Linked DNA regions of Homo sapiens: region 1 is linked to region 2. A link is an interaction called in ENCODE POLR2A ChIA-PET data of the cell type or tissue named here. Cell type or tissue: IMR-90. All regions are shown on one strand. Each heading gives the region's core, and the rest is flanking DNA. Links, peaks and the distances in the headings are about the cores only.

Region 1 (8,336 bases), core at 41-8,040, 100 kb after region 2:
AAACACCACAAACTTTGGGCTTATGCAAATATGGAGGTTGAGAAGTGCCACAATCTGCCATCTGCAAACTGGAGACTCAGAGAGGCCAGTGGTGTAGTTTAGAGGCCTGAGAACCAGAGGCCCGATGGTGGACATTCCAGTCCAGGTCTGAAGGCCTGAGATGCTGGAGCTCCGAGGGCAGGAGAAGACTGACGTCCCAGCTCAAACAGGCAGAGGGAGAGCGCATCCAACCTTTCTCAGCCTTTTTATTCTCAGGCCCTCAATGGATTGGATGATCCATATTGGAGAAGGCCACCTGCTTTACTCAGTCCACCGATTCAAATGTTAATCTCTTCTGAACACACTTTCCCAAGCATACCAGAAATAGTGTTTAATTAGATATGTGGGCATCCTGTGGCCCAGTTACATTGACACATAAAATTAACCACCACTGGCCTGGTACAGTGGCTCACGCCTGTAATCCCAGCACTTTGGGAAGCCAAGGTGGGTGGATCACCTGAGGTCAGGAGTTCAAGACCAGCCTGGCCACATGATGAAACCCCATCTCTACTAAAAATACAAAAATTAGCCGGGTGTGGTAGCACCCGCTTATAGTCCCAGTTACTCAGGAGGCTGAGGCAGGAGAATCATTTGAACCCAGGAGATGGAGGTTGCAGTGACCTGAGATTGCACCACTGCACTCTAGTCTGGGTGACAGAGGGAGACTCCGTCTCAAAAAAAAAAAAAATTAACCATCATAATGGGTAAGTTTATTTTTCATATCTTCCATTCTGTATTTTCTAATTTTTCTGCAAAGTACATTCAGTCATTGGAAATCAGAAAAGTTATTGTCTTTTTTGTTTTTAAATTTTTTTGTTGGTTTGAGACAGAGACTCACTCTGTCACCCAGGCTGGAGTGCAGTGGCATGATCTCGGCTCACTGCAACCTCTGCTTCCCGGGTTCAAGCAATTTTCCTGCCTCAGCCTCTCAAGCAGCTGGGACTACAGGCGTGTGACACCATGGCCAGCTAATTTTTGTATTTCTAGCGAAGATGGAGGGTTTTGCCAGTTTTGCCATGTTGGCCAGGCTGGTCTCAAACTCCTGACCTCCCGCCTCAGCCTCCCAAAGTGCTGGGATTACAAGCATGAGCCACCATGCCTGGTCAAGTTATATCTTTTTTAAGAGAGGAAGGAATTCTGTAAATTCAAGGTACTGTATCAAGATCCTGAGCCTAATGTCACCCTTTGACAAGCTCAGTAGAACTCCAGCTGGAAAAATTTCTAGATAATGCTCTCATGCAGATTTTTCAAAACTTAAGTATGAATCTTGGCACAAAATGTGCTCGCTCATCCACATAAATCTCATTACTGAGGCAATAAACCTTGCAATTGCTTGTGCTGTCTGCAACGGCAAGAGCTGCAGTATCCAAAGCCCAGCCTGGCCAAACTCCCCTCACAAATCAGATATTCAACCTCACAGGAAAAGAGAATCACTGTTAATTAATAACAACAAAGGATTAGGCCAGTGGTTCTGAACCCGGGACAACTCTACTCCCCTCCTCCCCCCAGGGGACATTTGGCAGTGTCTGGAGACAGTATTTGGTTGTCGTTGACTAGGAGGTGCTCCTGGCATCCAGTGGATAGATCCCAGGAATGCTGCTGAACATCTTACAATGCATGGGACAGTCCCCACCCCGCCCCACAGCAAAGAAGTATTAGTCCCCAAATGTCAATAGGAGTACGGTTGAGAAACCCTGGCTCTTCAGACATATGGAGCCTTATTAGATCTTCCTGGGCTAAGAGCTTTACAGGAAAGATCTCATTTAATCCTCACAGCAATCCTAGGTATAGGGCCTATTATCATGCCCATTTTACAGAAAAGGAAACTGAGGCTAAGAATCACATACCATTTCTAGGCCGGGCACGGTGACTCATGCCTGTAATCCCAGCACTTTGGGAGGCCAAGGCAGGTGGATCACCTGAGGTCGGGAGTTTGAGACCAGCCTGGCCAACATGGAGAAACCCTGTCTCTACTGAAAATACAAAAATTATCTGGGTGTGGTGGTGGGCACCTGTAATCCCAACTACTTAGGAGGCTGAGGCAGGAGAATTTCTTGAACTCAGGAGGCAGAGGTTGCAGTAAACTGAGATCGCGCCACTGTACTCCAGTGTGGGTGACAGAGCAAGACTCCGTCCCAAAAAAAAAAAAAAAAAAAAAAATCATGTGGTATTTCTGACTTCAGCGTTTGTACTCTGCTCTCCTCCATGCCCAAATTGTTGAGTTATTGCTCTGTTGTTGTTTTGAGGTAAGGTCTCAGTCTGTTACCCAGCCTGGAGTGGAGTGGAGTGGTGCAATCAAGGCTCACTGCAGCTTCAAACTCATAGGCTCAAGCAATCCTCTTGCCTCAGCCTCCTGAGTAGCTTGGAGTACACAACCACATGCCACCACACCTGGTGAATTTTTGTATTTTTTGTAGAGATGGAGGTCTACGCTGTGTTGGCCAGGCTGGTCTCAAACTCCTAAGCTCAAGCAATCCTCCCACCTCGGCCTCTCAAAGTGCTGGGATTACAGGCATAAGCCACCAGACCTGGCCTGTTGTTTTTAATTATGGAAATTTTCAGGTATAAACAAAAGTAGAGAAACCAATTGAACAACCCTGCATGGTCCCTCTACCCAGCTTCAGAGCTTCAGGCAGAACCTCAAGCACAACATGCTTCCCTGCAATCAAGAATCCCTCAACAAGCCAAGATGAATCACACCAGGCCTGGGCCCTTGGGAACACATGAGTTCCTCCTTCAGGTCGCTGGAAACGCGTTCCCTCTTCCTTTACAGGTTTTGATCATATCCCCCATCAGCTGTTGCCTTTCCCAGCAGAAAAGTTAGACGTAAGATCATCTGTTCTCTCCCTACTTTAAGTGTCACCTCCTTTTCTGAGAGGTGAGAAAATAGTTTTCTCCCTAAGGAAAGCTGAGATGGGGAGAACATATGCTCAGAAACAGATAATCTTGCCACCAAAATTGTTAGTAGCAGGGAGGAGCTAGTATTTGCAACGTGGGGTGCAAAGCAGCTCCCTCCATGTCTGCCTGCATACATAAATCCTTATGAGAATAGGTGGCAATTTCTTTTATTCAAACAAATGCTCTCTAGTTTCTGCTTTGTGCGAAGCTCAACTGTGCTCAATCCTGAATACAGATGACAGGCAAAACAGTCAGCTGGCTTCTTTCAAATGAAGTCAGGCCTTCATGAGGGATGGAGAAACTGGGCTTGCATCCCAGATAGGGGCTTCTGTTAATCCCTATTAATGTTGGAACTGAATTGCATGTGCTGGGAAGCAGCAGAAGGGATTGCTGTGAACATGAACTTTGGAATTAGACAGCTCTGGGTTCCAAGTCCAGCTCTCCCACTAATTAGCTGTGTGACCCTGGGTAAGTCATTCAACCTCTCTGAACCACATGTCCTTGCCTGGAAAGTGAGGACTGTTCATGCAACATGTTGGAGCCCCTATTATGTTCCAATTAATGTTTGCTATTATTTTTATTTTATTTTACTTTTTTAAGATGGAGTCTCGATCTGCATCCAGGCTGGAGTACAGTGGCATGATCTCGGCTCACTGCAACCTCTACCTCCTGGGTTCGAGTGATTCTCATGACTCAGCCTCCTGAGTAGCTGGGATTACAGGCGTGCACCACCACACCTGGCTAATTTTTTTTTTTTTTTTTTTTTTTTTTTTTGAGCTGGAGTTTCACTCTTGTTGCCCGGGCTGGAGTGCAATGGCATGATCTCGGCTCACTGCAACCTCCGCCTCCTGGGTTCAAGTGATTCTCCTGACTCAGCCTCCCGAGTAGCTGAGATTACAGGTGCCTGCCACCACGCTAGGCTAATTTTTGTATTTTTAGTAGAGACAGGGTTTCACCATGTTGGCCAGGCTGGTCTCGAAATTCTGAACCCAGGTGATCCACCTGCCTTGGCCTCCCAAAGTGCTGGGATCACAGGTGTGAGACACCATGCCTGTGCCTGGCTAATTTTTGTATTTTTAGTTGAAACGAGATTTCGCCACGTTGACCAGCTGGTCTGGAACTCTTGACCCTCAAGTGATCCTCCCACCTTGGCCTCCCAAAGTGCTGGGATTACAGGCATGAGCCACCGTGCCCAGCCAAATGTTTGCTAATATTTTTATGACTACTCAGAACCCTACCATTTTTCATTTGTTCTTCCCAAAATCTCTGCCTGGGACACTGTGGTCGATTGCAAAAATAGCCACAAATTATTCTCCTGTATGGGGCCCTGTGGTGTTGCCTTCTACCCTGACTCTGGCCTTGACCATGGACCATACCTTGGCTAAAGAGATATCAGTGAATGTGAAACAAACAGGGGCTTAAAAAGAGCTTGCATATGGAGCTTGCCATCTCTTGCTACACTTGAATCCCAGCCACCAATTGAAGAAGCTCAGGCTCTTCTGCTGGAGGATGAGAGTCCCAATGCCCAGGCATACCCCATCACTCCAGCCCACAGCTGTCAACCACCAGATATGTGAGGGAGGCCACCCTAGACCACCCAGACATGAGCTGACGTTCCAGCTGACACACTCACAGCCAAGCCAGACCCCAGAATGGTGAGCTACATAAATGCTATTGTTTTAAGCCACAAACACCTGGGGATGGTTTGTTAGACAGCAATAGATAATGAATACAAATACGTAATCTTCCCACTTTAGGGATGAAGAAACTGAGGCTCAAAGAGGCTTGGCCAAGACCACAGAGCCAGCACTCAATGTCATTCCCTCTACCATGCAGCGGGCTCCCCTCTGCCATCTCCAGCCGCCTGAAGCAGGGCCCAGCATGAATGAGACAGCTGGCAGAGTGAGAGCTGTGCTCACCACCTCAGCTCAGTGGCCCCCTGGGGGACCTGGGCCGTGACCTTGGCCTCATTACTGCATCGGACCTGTAATCAGATGCTTAGAAGGTCTGCAGAGATCCACCCAGCCTGGATCATGGGGTAGAGACCCGCACGGCAAGCTGGAAGATGTAGCCTCTTTGAAATCACACCATTCACTGGGGGACTCTCAAGGGTTCATCACACTCCACTGGGTCCTGGCCATCTGCTCTGTCCATTTGATGGACAAATGGACAGCAAAGAGGGCTAGGGATGTATGACCTTTCTAAAATATGTATGAATAAAAAAACACTTTCTTTAGACAAGACAGAATAAGAATAGCGAAAAATACCCAGCAGCTCCCTTTACCGAGCATGCCCTGCATTGGAGACACTTAGGTCACCACTGTACACCCATTGTCCTTTTTATCCTCCCCCCAAACCCCACTGGGTGGAATATAAAGCTGCAGAGACAGCCAGGCACAGTGGCTCACACCTGTAATCCCAGCACTTTGGGAGGCTGAGGCGGGCGGATCACCTGAGTTCAGGAGTTTGAAACCAGCCTGCCAACCATATTGAAACCCCATCTCTACTAAAAATAAAAAACAATTAGTTGGGTGTGGTGGTACACGCCTGTAATCCCAGCCATTCTGGAGGGTGAGGCACGAGAATTGCTTGAACCTGGGAGGCGGAGGTTGCAGTAAATCAAGATCGCGCCACTGCACTCTAGTCTGGGAGACAGAGCAAGACTCTCTCTCTCAAAAAAATAAAAAATAAAAAATAAATAAAGCCTCCGAGTTAAAAGTGAAGAGCACTGATTGAGAACTCAGGCTGCCTGGGTTTAAATCCTGGCTCGGCTATTTACCAGCAAGTGATTTGACTTCCCTGTGTCACATCTTTCTCATCTGTAAAATGGGGATATAACAATAGCACCTAGTTCATGGGGCTGTTATGAAGAGTAAGGAAGCTAGTGAATGTGAATTACTTGCCGGGTGCGGTGGCTCACGCCTGTAATCCCAGCACTTTGGGAGGCTAAGGCGGGCGGATCACCTGAGGTTGGGAGTTTGAGACCAGCCTGACCAAAATGGAGAAACCCCATCTCTACTAAAAATACAGAATTAGCCGGGTGTGGTGGCGCATGTCTGTAATCCCAGCTACTCAGGAGGCTGAGGCAGGAGAATCACTTGAACCCGGGAGGCAGAGGTTGCAGTGAGCCGAGATTGTGCCATTGCACTCCAGCCTGGGCAACAAGAGCAAAACTCTGTCTCAAAAAAAAAAAAAAAAGTGAATTACTTAAAACAAGATCTGGCACACAGCTGACCCTCAGTGGATGCTAGCTGTCATCATTAACATGATTTTACAGATGAGGAAACTGAGGCTCAAATGGGTGACTTCATTGATAAATTTCACTTAGCTAAGTCAGTGGTAGAGCTGAATTTTGCACCCTGGTCTGACAGATACTTTTTTTTTTTTTAAAGAGATGGGGTCTCACTATGTTGCCCAGGCTATAGTGCAGTGGCTATTCCCAGGTACAATCACAGTGCACAGCAGCCTCAAACTCCTGGGCTCAAGCAACTTTCCTGCCTCACCCTCCTCAGTAGCTGGGACTACAGGTGTCTACCACTGCACCTGTCTCATTTGGTCTGACAGGCTCTTTATTTTATTTTGTTTTTATTTTTTCGAGGTGGGATCTCACTGTGCTGCACAGGCTGGTCTCAAACTCCCGGCCTCAAGCAATCCTCCCACCTCGGCCTCCCCAAGTGTTGGATTACAGGCATGAGCCACTGCTTCTGGCCTGGTCTAATAGACTCTTAATTACAACCCCATGGCCTCTGGAAGTTCCAGGACTATCTGTCCACAGCACAGGATCCTGTCTCTGCAGGCCAGAGTTCCTGCACTAAAGTCAAATGAGGATTTCCTCTTTAAGGTCCTGGCTATACAAATGGATTGCAGTCTGATTTCTCAGAAATCACATCCAGGCCTTAAAACCCATGTAAAGGGCTGGGCATGGTGGCTCATGCCTGTAATACCAGCACTTTGGGAGGCCGAGGCAGGCAGATCATGAGGTCAGGAGATTGAGACCATTCTGGCCAACATGGTGAAACCCCATCTCTACTAAAAATACAAAAATTAGCCGGGTGTGGTGGTGGGCGCCTGTAGTCCCAGCTACTCAGGAGGCTGAGGCAGGAGAATCACTTGAACTCGGGAGACAGAGGTTGCAGTGAGCCAAGATCTCACCACTGCACTCCATCCTGGTGACAGAGTGAGACTCTGTCTCAAAACAAAAAAAGCCTATGTAAAGACTTTTGCTACAACATTTATCACACTGTGTTGCAATTATTTGCTCTTCTGATCCTCTTTCCTACTAATACGAATGCTACCTGTGTGCTAAGCGTCCGTATATATACATTGCCCCATCTAATCTGCATAAACACCCAGCAAGGTATATTGATTAGACCTATTCTACAGATCAAGAAACTGAGGCTCAGAGTGGTGAAGGCATTTGATCCCCAGAATGCAGTTGAAGTTCAGAGATGGGTCTAATTTTGTCACGAGCCCATCCAGCACACCACGGGACATTTTCCTGCTAACAATAATAAACTCAGCAGTTGTTAAACACATGCCACGTGCTAGGCCAGGTACTAAGTGTTTCACATGCATAGCTCATGTTTCCTCAAAACATCCCAAATAGATAGAGACAATTATTCTCTCCTTTTAAAAGAGGCTGGGCATGGTGGCTTGTACCTGTAATCCCAGCACTTTGAGAGGCCAAGGCAGGAGGATTGTGTGAGCTCAGGAGTTCAAGACCAGCCTGGGTAACATAGCAAGACCTTGTCTCTATTAAAAATTTTAAAATTAAAAAAAATAGTTGAGTGTGTTGGTACATGCCTATAGTCTCAGCTACTTGGGAGGCTGAGGCAGGAGGATCACTTGAACTGGAGAGATGAAGGCTGCAGTGAGCTGTGATTGCACTACTGCCCTTCAGCCTAGGCAACAGAATGAGATCCTGTCTCAAAACAACAACAACAACACAACCCCCGCCAACACATACACACACACACACACACACACACACACACACACACACACACACACACACACAGATAAAACTGGTTGGGCACAGTGGCTCTTGTGTAGTCCCAGCACTTTGGGAGGCCAAGGCAGGCAGATTGCTTGAGCTCTGGAGTTCAAGACTTGCCTGGGTAACATGGCAGGAACTCATCTTTACAAAAAAAAATACAAAAATTAGCCGGGCATGGTGGTGTGAGCCTGTGGTCCCAGCTACATGGAAGGCTGAGGTGGGAGGATCACCTGAGTTCGGGAGGTCGAGGCTGCAGTGAGCCGTGATTGCGCCACTACACTCCAGCCTGGATGAAAGATGAGACCCTGTCTCAAAAATAAAAAATAAAGAGAGAGAGAGAAAAAAAAAAACTAAGGCTCAGAGAGGTCCAGGAACCTATCCAGGGTCACACATCTTTTAGAAG
Region 2 (8,336 bases), core at 249-8,248:
GGCAGGATCCAAAGGCTCAGGTCTGCTGGAAGCCAAAACACAGTGCTTGACTGGCTTGGAGACCTCACTTGTACTTGAACTGAGCCACCCACACGCGCTTCCCCTGTACTTACCCCCGGAGAGGAGTATGGCACCGTGCTCGTCCACCAAAGTCAGAGAAGCTATGTCAGGCAGAGAGGTGGGGGCTGCCTCACAGACAGCCAAGGCGTGAAATAAACACAAACACCATTTTGTAATCAATGATTTTTATCTCTGAAAATGGAAGCAAGTGTTTTGACAGAACACTATGGCCACTCTATAAGAGCCGACCTAGGAGTAATTCACTGTCCTCTTCTGGGATGTCATGGCTTAAAAAAAAAAAAAAAAAAAGACAAAACAGGAAAATAATCCACAATGCTTTGGGCGCCTACTCTGAGCTTGGCTGGGCATCCATTCATTAAATAAGTCATAAGCTACAAACTAAGATCAGGGTAACTTTCCCTTGCCCTCCTGCTTCTCTTTGAACCACATGCCCTACGGTGTTTCACCACCATCAACAACTTTACTTCATTAATTCGATATCAGAACCTTAAAACACTACTGAATCTTAGACAAAAGGTCCTCAGCAGATTACATTGATAAAGAAACAAATACAGATTTGAATATAAGTCATTGCCATTATTGTTTTCTTTACATCTCATGATCCACTTCAATATTAAACACATACATACACACACACAAAACCACATCAAACATTCAGATGCCCTGAAATTGTGGAGACAGCACTCCCAGTATTGGCTGGATAAGAACATGGTCCTTTTTCTACACGGACATTACTCCAAGTTCGGCTGTCACCACACTCTGCCCTCACCCTGGCTCCCTGCATACAGACGTTTCCAGCCAGTCCCATGCCCACACCAGCACGAGCATGTGCAAGAATTCCCTTCGTGGTCCCAATGGCACTACACATTTCACGTTCAATCACAGACAGCCCTTCCAAAACAGAGGCTCCTTAAATCTTGTTTCCCAAGCATGCACTATAAGAAACTGGAAACGGGGCAAAGTTCCAGCTAACCGAGGAATGAACAGGTGACCAGAGCTCAGTCTCTGGCCCCCTCCGAGTCCGGGGAGCCTCTGTGCTTTGACGCAGCCTTGGTGAGAGATGGAGAGGCAGGGCAGGTTAGTTGTGCGGAGGGACATGTTTGTATGCATTAAAGCTACAGCAGAGGTCTGTGCTCCTGTTTCTGCTTCACTCTCTATCATTCTCCTCAGTCTCAATACTCATTCAATCGCACCCTCTGGCCTTGTCTTAGCTTAATGTGGTTAGAGCTAAAAGGCAGGAAGGAAAGAAGGAATGGCTGGGGGAGCCCTGAGAGAGGTCGCAGCACATGTGAGGAAGAGGGTAGAGCAGGAGCTTTGTTGGTGGAAGGAGAGCCACTTCCTCCTCCAACACAGCATGGGGACAGCACAGGGAAACAGGATCACCCAGGGCAAATACCCCTCTCCACATGCCCACATTTTTAGTCCCCACCACTGTACTCAAGAGCTGGGCAAGCTGCTGAAAAGGGCAAGAAGGAACACTCAGCAGTACACGTCTTCCTGTCCTGGGCACCCTTGTCAAGTATTGACCAAAACCTGAAACATGATGTTTAAAGTGATGAATGCAATATGATCCTAGGTGTGTAACAAACTGCAGAAACACATGCTAGTTTGGGTTAGATTATAATCATCTGAAGCACAGGATAACCGAGAAGCAAAATTCCATTCTGGTACAAACACCCAATTTCTAGAAAAGAGAAAGGAAAAGAAGAAATACGACGTGAGCTTTTTTGATCAGAAGACTCCATGAAATGAGAGCGGTGGTAATATGAATCCACGTGATTTTTCAAGTCTTCCTGTTGTACAGTCATCAAAATGACCAGGTTTGTGCTGCAAAGGAGCCAGCACCATGTGGCTACTGCTTTGATTGTTCTCAGATGAATGTTTATACAAAATAATATCTTATCTTCATTTAGTTTATAAACATACACAGTGCTGTCCCTTTCAAATTAAGGAAAAAAAACCACACACACAAATACTGCAAAGTAGCAAAATACAAAGGAAAACAAAGCTACTTTTGGTTTTGGCAACATTAAAAAAGAAAGAAATATAAAAAGCAATGTGGCATTGGTCCCTATTCATTAAAAAAAAAAGGGTACTTGGGCACGACACAATCAGAATTAGTTTGTTTTCTAAAATTCAGAGTATCTGGGATTTTAAAAGTAGCACTTTTTAAAAAGTTCAACAAGTCACATAACACTTAAAACATCAAAAAAGCTTTCTGATAAAAAGCTCAGCTTTTAAATCACGTTTTGTTTCTGCAAATTTGGGAGACAAATTGAGTTCTTACTGGAATGTGGCCTATCGCTGGTTGACAAATCTGAAATGGAATGTCTCCAAATGGCAGTGCCTCCCTTTCCGCCCTCCCTAGGACCACACCAATAACCAGCTCCCAAGCACAAGTTCTTGCTCCCATTTTTTCTGTAGGGGTGGGGGTGGGACCTTCAGGCTGCTATCTTTGCCATCTGCTGTTCTAACTTGGAAATACGCTCATCTTGATTGCAGATTGTGTCTTTTATAGATTTGATCTCTTTTAAAATCTCATCCAACTTGGCTTCATTTTGCTAAGAAAACAAAAAAAGGAGGCAGTGATTAAAATGCAGTAAACAAAGTTCAACACTGTTCAAAACTTGTAAGATATAAAATGTAGTTTTCTATTTTGCAAACGGCAAGCCATAGTCACCAAGTTGAAAAGAGAAGTCAAAGCCCTACTATGTCTGGGGCTTTGAATGCAATGAGCACTGGCCGATCTATCTGAGATCCCGTGGCAAAACAACAGTGTGTCACAGTGTCACAGTGCCACTTCTGATCCCGAAGCCTGTGCATTTACTCAAACAAAGGGTCTCCTGGGTCACAGTTAGACTATAGGACAAAACAGGCTCCTTCAACAGTGTCCTACGTCCTAACCACCCCAATCATTCCATCAAGAGTAACTTCTATCTGACCAGAGAGAGGGGTGACTCTCCCAGAGGCTACAGAGCTCCTGCCATCTGTGAGGCTCCTTCTTGGGAGGGAAACCCTTGCCCTGTGTGTCCACTCCTTCTCTCTTACCCAGGACCTGCTCTCCCGGCAACAGCAGCACTCTCCAGTGGCCGCAGCGAGTCAAAGGCAGGCTTGATTCCCAATTCCCCACCCAAAGGGCTCTTGCCTAAATCCCCCTTGTTGCCAGCCCCACACCGCCAGATCCTTCTGTCGTAGCCACTCAGCTACATCTGAACACGTGCCACTCCCTCCTTCCAGGGACCTCCTCTCCCTGGTGCCTATGACCCCACACTCCCATGATATTTTATTTCTACCCAAATCAGAGAAGGGTTTAACTAGTTTGGCAAAAGACAGGAAAAACCCAAGAGGCTCCTGTTCACACTGAGAGATAGGAGGAAACTGATACCTATCCCAATCATGGTGGTCTGTGGCCACACTTGGCTCCTTTAATGGGGCTAAAGGAGCTTTAACTCCGTTAAAGGAGGCAAGTGTTGCCACAAACCACCACCATCACGTGACCGAGGACCTTCTCCCACTTTTTCATTTACTGAAAACCCCTGAGCACCCAGCTGGGACAGTACTCGCCGACGCCCTGGACCACAAGGGCTTTCTAGAGGATAAAGCCTGAACCAGCCAAGCACCCCTGCACTCCACTGGTCCTCACCACACTGGCCGTGTCTGTGGTTTTCTTGGGGATGCTGATCAGGTCGCACTTCTTGTTTGCAGTGGGCTTGCTATCCAGAATGTTCTTCTTGACCACCTTGAGATCCCTGTTTTTGCCTGGAATGTACCCGTGCTTCAAGGAGATGAGGATTGGGTCTGCATTCTTGCCTTCGAACCACTCTTCTGCCTCCAGCGCGGCCTCTGGCCCCGCTGTGTCAGGATACAGGTCATCTTGGAAAAGGTCAGACTACAAGAGACATTTGGCACCCGTGGGTAAGGAAGAAGAAAGGCCTGGGATTTTTGAATTTTATTTTTACATTTGTTTAAAATATGGATTGTCTAGAAAACTCAGCACTCACCTTCCTGGGAACAGTCATAATAATAGGTTCACACTTTCTCTCATGAAGTTTGAAGAATCTTCAGAGGGGAAATAAAGGCAAAGTTGCATTAAGTGAAATATGAGGCTGACTAACAGGATGAATAATTAGTTTTCTACAATGCTGTCTGAAATGTCAAGTGCTTCTTTACCCATCCCCACATCTGATCCACCCCGGGAATAGGCAGAATTTAGTGTTCCCGGTTGACAGATGAGAGAACGGAAGCTGAGAGTCACTATGCTAGGAACTGGCAGACTGGAGACAAGAACCATGAGTAGAGGTCTACGTATGATGATGACAAATGCCAATTATCTGGGGGACAGACCAACTGTGGTGGAAATAATAGCAACACTGAAACTGACTCACTTATGAAAAAATTACCATGTCAACCTACAGGAGAGAACACACATCTGTTAGATTGTATCTACAACGCGGGTACAAGGTCTTCTGCCAGCTTGAGGTGGTTGAACATATAAGTATAAATATGACTTTTAGAAAGCAAAAGAAAACAATCCTAGGATTATGATTTTCTCATCCTAGCAAACCACATCGTACATGACACTCAAGAAAAATGTGAAACTATCCAAAATGTGGAAAGAGAATGTAAAGCCACTTGCACTGTAATACTGGAAGAAGGGAGCAAAGAGCTCTGTAATGGGGAAGAAAGGTATAACATTTTTATTTGTATCCTACAAGAGAACTAAACAGACCAGAAATGACTTCTCTTATGATGACCCTGATAAGGTCAAGCCAATTTTCTTTTTCAGTCAAGACGGGAAACAACAAAAAAAGTCTCTAAAGCTCCTGGCAAGAGAGGTAGCCTTAGTGAGCATCCTGGCCAGATCACCAGATCAAACGGCTGGTGTGCAAGGGGGGAGTTGAATGTGGGCGTCAATGCTGCTGGGGAAATGTTTTCTGAATTCCAAGAGTTTAAGTCAGAGAAGACACAGCCACATCAAATATGCAAAACCATTTCTCCTGGAAACCTGCAGCCTTTGGCATCTGAAACTGGGCAGGAGTCCATTGAAGACAACCTGGCAGATACACTGCTCTAACGCATCAGGGGAACAAAAGCTGAGTAGAGCTCAGGGTGGTAAAGGTTTATAAAATCATCATCCTCTTTAAAAGGAAGGTTGTGTCAAATGTGCCTCTTTACTATTTCAACCAAAAACTAAAAGAGTCCCAGATAAACCAAAAACCTTTTTTTTTTTTTTTTTTTTTTTTTTGGGACTGGGTCTTGCTCCATCGCCCAGGCTGGAGTGCAGTGGCACAAGCTCATTGAGGTCTTGACCTCCTGGGCTCAAGCCAAATCCTCAGCCTCTGGAATAACTGGGACCACAGGTACGTACTACCACACCTGGCTAATTTTTTTAATGTTTTGTAGAGACAGGGTCTCACTAGATTGTCCATACTGCTCTTGAACTCCCAGGCTCAAGTGATCCTCCCACCTTGGCCTCCCAAAGTGTTGGGATTACAGGGTGAACCACCACTCCTGGCCCAAAAACATTTTTAAAGACTGATTTAATGAAAATTCTGTGGTTAGTATAGCCAATAAAAAGACTGACTTGGCTTTGACTTCCAGCTCTACTACCAAAACCCACGAGAGTGTGACAACCTCACCAAGCCTTAAGTTCTTCATCCATAAAATGGGGATAAAAGTTACACCTACCACATATGATTGTTATGAAAAGAAAGAGGTAGCAAGTAGCATATTTAGCACAGTCCTGGCATACAATAAATGCTCAAGAAACACTTCATAAATCGGAGACATTCTGAACAACTGTGTTTATAGTCTGTCGAACTTTTAGATGACAACAAATGTGTTTCAAAATATTGGATGTAATCATAAATTTGAATTCAGTCTATTTTGAACCATATTTTGATTAGTTTGGTTTAAACCACAATTTTCAATTATCTTTAACAGCTTTCCTTCATTATTCCAACTAAAAAAAAAAAATCACATAGAGAGTTTTGGTTTGTTTGTTTTTGTTTGTTTGAGACGGAGTCTCGCTGTGTTGCCCAGGCTGGAGTGCAGTGGCACCATCTCGGCTCACTCCGCCTCCTGGGTTCAAGTGATTCTCCTGACTCTGCCTCCCAATTAGCTGGGATTACAGGCACCCACGACCACACATAGCAAATTTTTTATTTTTAGTAGAGATTAATATAAAAAAGGGGCTTATAAAAATTCTCTTCCTTTTATTTGGAAGACGTAAGTATCAATTCTTTAATTGTGAGACCAGAACAGCAAGCGTTTTAAAAGTCCACATAAACACAGTGTTACACAAATGTTTGGTACGACCTTATATGTGATGATGTAGTGCTAATTATTCTGTTGTTTGAAATGGCCAGTGGTCACTGAGTCTCAGAGGATATATTTGTTGACTAGCATGAGAAAAAAGCCTGTCCCTTAGGAAGCCTGCTAGCATTTAGAATATGAATTTTCTAAAAATCAGAAGTAGTACAGAGAGGTAGAAATTATATCATAGCTGAACTTCCTAAATCAAGCTAACCTACCGCCCCATTATAGGACCTTTGGTTTCTCTATTTTAGGACCAGTGGGGCCCCAAATACAGTTTTGACTCTGGTTCTTCCACTCATAGGGTAGGAAAACCACCCACTTTTCCATCCCCGAGCCAGGCTCTCCCTACTTGCCCACCAGGGAACGCTGACCATGGCCTCAGCTTGAAGATTAAAGATGCATGTTTCACTATTTCAGTAGGTGTGCAATACACCCCAGCTATGCTGCTTCATTGTTGCACTTCAGTTATATGGGCAGGAAATGAGGTATTAATTCCACAGTACACACAAGGATAGAAAGACTTGGGCTTCATAGAATTTCTTGTAGCTGTATTGCTCTGGTATCACCAGGCATTCAGGTGATGATAAAAAGTGAGATGTGCCGGGTGTGGTGGTGGGCGCCTGTAATCCCAGCTACTTGGAAGGCTAAGGCAGGAGAATTGCTTGAACCAGGGAGGCGGAGGTTGCAGTGAGCTGAGATCACACCACTGCACTCCTGCCTGGGCAACAGAGCCAGACTCCGTCTCAAAAAAAAAAAAGTGAGATTTTTTTCTTTTCTTTTTTTTTTTTTTTTGAGATTTTTTTCTAATGAAGAAACTCAGTTTTAGTGATATCCTTAGAAAGTGCCATCTCATGGCAATGTGTACAATTCTACTACTTTCTTGCTCAGAATGGTCAGATATTTTTGAGATCTGAAGTATATGCTAGTCCAAGTACAAATAATTGTCACACAGTTACACCAACCTAGAATACTTGACAATCTCGATTCTTTACCTGGCAATCTCACATTTGTTAACATCAAGTCCCCTCTTGGGCATGTAACCCATCCCTCTCTGAGGCTCCTTGCTGCTGAATGTGTTGAGGTAGTGGACGTACGGGGATTCATCCGTGATCTCAAAATAGCGAATACTGCTGTCACCCTGTAAGAAACCAGAGACAAGTCTGTGTCTGATTGTTAACTGAAACATCTGGATTATGGGGGTGTCTCTCTCCTCTACAAACCCAGCAGTAGTTGGGACCCCGCTTCAGTAGCTGACCTTTTCTTCCTCATAAAGAGGCTTGCCTAAAGCATATAAAAGTTTCTTTTCCTCACAAAGTAACCCCTTACTTATCAAATGCTAGCATGCCTTTTAAGTGGTCTCCTCAGCCTCCTGGCTCCTGGCTCTAATTTTACTCCCCTGAGCCTAGGCACCAGGCCAGGGTTAGGGCAAAAATGTTAATGCCTCTGCCAAACAGCTACATTGCAATTCAACTGTGAAAAACAAACAAACAAACAAAGACTAAGAGGACTGCTGAGAATGCAATTATTGATTTAAGTATTCATTTACTGGCATAACGCAATGCTGTTATGCCAGTATGATGATAAAAAGTGAGATTTTTCTAATGAAGAAACTCAGTTTTAGTGAGTATCCTCAGAAAGTGCCATCTCATGGCAATGTGTACAATTCTACTACTTTCTTGCTTAGAATAGTCAGATATCTTTGAGTACTGAAGCATATGTTAGTCTAAGTACAAATAATTGTCACACAGTTACACCAACCTGAACAATGACGGCAATCTTGTCTGGCAGAGAGGAGATATACATATATGTAAGAAAGAAGAAGGCAAAAATAGCTAGGTGGTATCATGCCTCAACAGTGCTCCCAGTTCTCATGATTTCCATTTGTCTCAATGACTGAGATATCTAAAGCAATGGAAAAGAAGCTAAACCCTTACTAG

What was found. Peaks named below come from ENCODE experiments on the same cell type or tissue, not always from the same donor. Only the 100,000 strongest peaks of a DNase experiment are listed, where the experiment ranks them.
Region 1: POLR2A ChIA-PET joins it to region 2 with 10 read pairs; 5 of 35 experiments call an interaction of 5 or more read pairs at or near these places.

The regions. Positions count from the first base shown.
Region 1 is chr12:108,749,294-108,757,629 of GRCh38, forward strand. LOC105369969 (a long non-coding RNA gene) reads left to right here. Exons shown (of 3, transcript XR_945328.4): 3 at 4,695-4,859. Among named protein-coding and RNA genes, the nearest start is that of CORO1C, 22 kb to the left of the region's middle. In IMR-90, for the core only: no CTCF peak of the experiment used is centred there; no DNase peak of the experiment used is centred there; H3K27ac peaks cover 249 bases.
Region 2 is chr12:108,644,881-108,653,216 of GRCh38, forward strand. CORO1C (coronin 1C) reads right to left here. Exons shown (of 11, transcript NM_014325.4): 8 at 7,392-7,537; 9 at 4,083-4,140; 10 at 3,725-3,970; 11 at 229-2,642. The coding sequence ends at 2,523. LOC105369968 (a long non-coding RNA gene) reads left to right here. Exons shown (of 3, transcript XR_007063449.1): 3 at 1-1,785. Among named protein-coding and RNA genes, the nearest start is that of MIR4496, 13 kb to the left of the region's middle. In IMR-90, for the core only: no CTCF peak of the experiment used is centred there; DNase peaks (open chromatin) are centred at 1,891, 4,431 and 5,041; H3K27ac peaks cover 2,284 bases.